2 separate regions of the Homo sapiens genome follow, and region 1 is linked to region 2. A link is a loop called in an ENCODE intact Hi-C map of the cell type or tissue named here. Cell type or tissue: PC-9. All regions are shown on one strand.

Region 1 (2,500 bases), 350 kb after region 2:
ATGAATTGGGAAGTTTTCCTTCTTTTTCAGTGCTCTGAAATATTTTAGAGAACATTGGTCTTTGAAGGTATGGTAGAATTTCCTGTCAAAGCCCTTGGTGCTTTTGTGTAGAATAGTTCCTTAATACATTTCTCTATTTCTTCTATTAAAATTGGTCCATTTAAACTTTCCAACTCTAGTGAGGGTCAATTTTGGTAATTTTTATCTCCCTGGGAAATCAACTATCTACTTCACCCAGTTTTTCAAATTTATTTGCATAGAAATTTGTCATCTCTTATAATTAAAAAAAATCTTCTGTTCCAATGGTTATTTCCCCCTTGTCATTTTAAATTTTATATATTTATGGTTTCCCCTTTTTTCTTGTTAGCTGTTTTTTTAAAACCTATATTTTATTTAAAACCTATATTTTATTTGTTAATTATATCCACCGTTTATTCACTTTCTCATTAATTTTTGCTTTTAGTTTTTAGTTTTTAGTTTTTTTTTTTTTTTTGAGACAGGGTCTCACTTTGTCACCCAGGCTGGAGTGCAGTCGTGAGATTATGGCTCACTGCAGCCTTGACCTCTCCAGGCCCAGTGATCCTTCTACCTCAGCCTCCTGAGTAGCTGGGACTACAGGCACACACCACCATGGCCAGCTAATATTTGTGTTTTTTGTAGAGATGGGGTTTCACCATGTTGCTCAGGCTGGTCTGGAACTCATGGGCTCAAATAATCCTCCCACCTCGGCCTCCCAAAGTGCTAGGATTGCAGACGTGAGCCACAGCACCTGGCTGCCTTTAGCTTTATTATTTTCTTTTTTGTGCTTTCTTTTGTTTTACTTTGTTTACTTTGTTGTTCTTTTTTTGGTGCTTTGAGCTGGAAATTTAATTTGTTTCATGTTATTTTCTTGCTTTCATTGATAAAAAAGTGTTTAGCGCAATGGATTTTCTTATCACTGCTTGAATTGAATCCCATAGAATCTGATATATTTTCATCGTGATTAGGGACCCCCTTGGAAAAAAAAGAATACAAAATTAGGTACAGAGCATTGAAAGGGGCTAATTATGGGATAATCCATGATACTTGAATTTCAGTGGCTTCACAATAAATCCACCGCTGTTCAAGAATAAGACTTCGGAGTTTACACCTGAGTTTTGGGTAAGTGGTTGGCATTTTTGAGATGGGCAGCAGTAAGAAAAGACCCTGAGACCATGAGTAACAAGAAAAAGGAACTGGAAAGAGAATGAACTATAATGTGTAGGCAGAATTAATCTCAATATAATCTTACCATATGCATGATTGTCTTACTATCACCAGCTGCAAATGATTAAAAGGAGTTTCTGAGTGTTAAGTAATGTGTTTCAGATCACACATTTGGTTAAATGAGGCTACATCCAGCCCAGTCCAACCCTGAAGCCTATGTTTTCTTCGCTACATGCACCATATTGCTGGTGCCAGAAAGGACTGGCTTCAGTGCTCCTCCCATCTTCTTCCACAAGCTGTGAGCTGAGGAATTTCTTATAGAAAGTCACCTGGAAAGACAAGTACTGGCAGTGTGGGATTACTTATTGCAGGGAATTTGACAAAACATGGTGACCATATTAGTCATCTATTGCTGTGTAATGAACTACACCCAAATGACAAACATTTATTATGTCACAGGCTCTGAGGGTCAGAAATCCAGGAGCAGCTTAGCTGGGTGCTTCTGGCTTAGGGTTTTTCATGAGGTTGACATCCAATGGTTGGCTAGAGCTACACTCATCTCAAGACTCAACTGGGGCTGGAGGATCTGCTTCCAAGCTCACTTATGCAGTGTGGATGGGCCTCAGTTTCTCACTGGTTACCAAGACTTCACCACATAGACTTCCTACCATGTAGGCCTCACTATGTAGGCTTCTCCATAGGGCTGCTCATAGGATGGCAGCTTGCTTCCCAGAGTGAGATGAGAGAGAGAGAGAGAACAAACCAGAAAGCCCACCCAAGATGGAAGCCACAGTCTTTTTATAACATATCTTAGAAGTAATACACCATCATTTATGTTTATTAGAAGCAAATCACTAGGTCCTACCCACACTCAAGGGGAGGGAAATTGAACTGTACCTTTTGAAGGAAGGGGTATTTAAAATATGTGTGGACGCTGATGAGGTTCAGGACACGTGTCTCAGTCTGTTTTCTGTTGCTATAACCAAATACCTGAGACTGGGCAATTGTTTTTTGGATAGGGTCTTGCTGTGTCACCCAGGCTGGAGTGCACTGGTGCATCTTGGCTTACTGCAGCCTCCACTTTCTGGGTTAAAGTGATTCTCCTGCCTCAGCCTCCTGAGTAGCTAGGATTACAGGCACATGCCACCATGCTTAGCTAATTTTTGTATTTTTAGTAGAAACGCGGTTTCACCATGTTGGCCAGGCTGGTCTCAAACTCCTGACCTCAGGTGATCCACCTGCCAAAGTGCTGGGATTACAGGAGTGAGCTACTATGCCTAGCCTGAGACTGGGTAATTTTTACAGGAAAAAAGTT
Region 2 (2,500 bases):
GCCAAAATCACGCCACTGCACTCCAGCCTGGGTGACAGAGCGAGACTCTGTCATAGATGGATGGATGGATGGATGGATGGATGGATGGATGGATAGATAGATAGATAGATAGATAGATAGCTGGATAGATAGATAAGATAGATAAGACAAGACTAGGCTTCAAGCTGCAGTCCAGCTCTACCAGGCTTGTTGTGACTCTGGGCAAGTCACTCAGCCTCTCTGAGCCTCATTTTCCAGCTTCAGTGGATACCCATGAAGGCAAATCAGAGAGGGGCCTGAGTGTGTATTTGTCCAGCAGGCAGATGGAGGGAACAACAAACTAGACCCGTAGTTCTTCAGTAGGGATAAGATAACTGCCCAAAAGTTATTTAGATTACAAAGACTTGAGCCCTGCTCCTGTGAGACAGTGATGGGGTAGGTCGGGTGCATTCCTGGGAAGCATATTTTTGAAAAGCTCACCTGGGATTCTAATGTGTATCCCTAGGTCTTATTCCTAGAGATTTTGATTACTTGGTCTGGGGTGTGGCATGACCTGGGCAGGGCACTGGGATTTTTAAGCTCCACAGATGATTCCAATATGCAGCTAGTATGAGAACTTGTTTTTTTTTGAAGGAGTCTCACTCTGTCACCCAGGCTGGAGTGCAGTGGCGCAATCTCGGCTCACTGCTCCGCTTCCTGGGTTCAAGCAGTTCTCCTGCCTCAGCCTCCCGAGTAGCTGGGATTATAGGCATCTGCCACCATGCCCAGCTAATTTTTGCATTTTAGTAAAGACGGGGTTTCACCATGTTGGTTAGGCTGGTCTCGATCTCCTGACCTCAAATGGTCCACCCCCATCAGCCTTCCAAAGTTTTGGGATAACAGGCGTGAGCCACCAGGTCCGGCCTGGTGTGAGAACTTCTGAGTTGGATGAAACATTAGCCCCAGATCCTAGAAGCCAGGGAAGTGCTGGTCTTTATCGACTGGCCACCAGGTGGCAGATTTGGGCAAGGGTCTGCCTTTGGGTTTAGAATTATTGCTTAGGCCTTAAAGTAGTTCTTTTTTGCCAGTGGGAGAAAATCCCTCAAAGATGGTTTTCTGGGTTGGTTGGTTTGTTTGTCTGTTTGTTTGTTTTTTGAGACAGAGTCTCCCTCTGTTATTCAGCCTGGAGTGCAGTGGCATGATCTCACTGCAACCTCTGCCTCTCGGGTTCAAGCAGTTCTCCTGCCTCAACCTCCCAAGTAGCTGGAATTATAGGCACACGCCCCCACACCCAGCTAATTTTTGTATTTTTAGTAGAGACAGTGTTTCACCACGTTGGCCAGGCTGGTTTTGAACTCCTGAACTCAAGTAATCCTCCCACCTCAGCCTCCCAAAGTGCTAGGATTACAGGTGTGAGCCACCGCGCCTGGCTCCTCAAAGATGTTAATCCTCTTGATGGCAATTGACTAATACCAGAAAATGTCACGAAGCGTGCATTTTGGATTCAATCATGGAATTGTTGAGGACAATCAGCCATCAGACTAAAGCGATAGAAATAGTATTGGAAATTGCAGCGGGAGCACTGAATGGAGAAGGCACTCCACATAATGGAGGAGGCAACCAAGTCTTAGAGAAGGTATCAAGCCTGACTATAAGGACAGTGAGGGAATTGAAAAAACAAAAAAGGAGCAATGGAGCAGGGAAGGATTGAATGCCTTTCAAGTAGATTCAGTAATTGCTGTTAGCAGCAAAAAATGCAGTAGTGCCTGGGCAGGGCTTTAAAGTGCTTGCACAGGCAGCCCTAGAGGGCCGGGCTGCTTGGGAACTCTTACAAACTGACCTACCAACTTGAGCATCCACAGCCTGATCAGAGGTGGGGGAGTTAAGGGCCTTCTCTCCCCTAGCCTCTACTAGAGCCTGTAACTGCAGGGAAACCAAGTTGCAGGCTAAACTCTGCCCACACATGCAGACATTGATTAGCAAGCTACAAAAACAGTCATGAAACCTGTTTTTATAGGATTAGTGAAGCCCCAGTTTGACCAGAGTACTTTGCATGAATGTTTTGTTAGAAGCAAATGTGCCAATATTCTAGCAGCTGCGTTTGGTTTACTTCTTCTTCTTCTTTTTTTTTTTTTTTGAGTTGAAGCCTAGCTCTGTCACCCAGGCTGGAGTGCAGTTGTGTGATCTCAGCTCACTGCAACCTCTGCCTCCCAGGTTCAAGCGATTCTCCCGCCTCAACCTCCTGAGTAGCTGGGATTACAGACATGTACCACAATACAGGGCTAAGTTTTGTATTTTTAGTAGAAATGGGGTTTCACCATGTTGGCCAGGCTGGTCTCAAACTCCTGATCTCAAGTGATCCACCCGCCTCAGCCTCCTAAAGTGCTGGGTTAACAGGCATGAGCCACGGCACCTGGCAAAAGTCATCTTTTGGTTTACTTCTATTGAACTGAAAAAGTCACAAATATATTTATATTTAATTAAATATATTTATATAAAAATATGGTATTTAGTATTATTATTTTTAGAGACAGGGCCTCGC

Evidence for each region. A loop is a pair of places that touch in the nucleus more often than their neighbours do. Peaks named below come from ENCODE experiments on the same cell type or tissue, not always from the same donor. Only the 100,000 strongest peaks of a DNase experiment are listed, where the experiment ranks them.
Region 1: a loop joins it to region 2, with 6 times the contacts of the local background. A loop is called at or near these places in 4 of 110 quality-filtered maps.

The regions. Positions count from the first base shown.
Region 1 is chr9:69,399,092-69,401,591 of GRCh38, forward strand. No RefSeq gene overlaps it. Among named protein-coding and RNA genes, the nearest start is that of ENTREP1, 75 kb to the left of the region's middle. In PC-9, no CTCF peak of the experiment used is centred here; a DNase peak (open chromatin) is centred at 1,550.
Region 2 is chr9:69,053,417-69,055,916 of GRCh38, forward strand. The region is part of intron 3 of FXN (frataxin); the gene reads left to right. Among named protein-coding and RNA genes, the nearest start is that of FXN, 19 kb to the left of the region's middle. RefSeq lists enhancers at 1,417-1,918, 1,919-2,418. In PC-9, a CTCF peak has its summit at 969 (motif pointing right); a DNase peak (open chromatin) is centred at 985.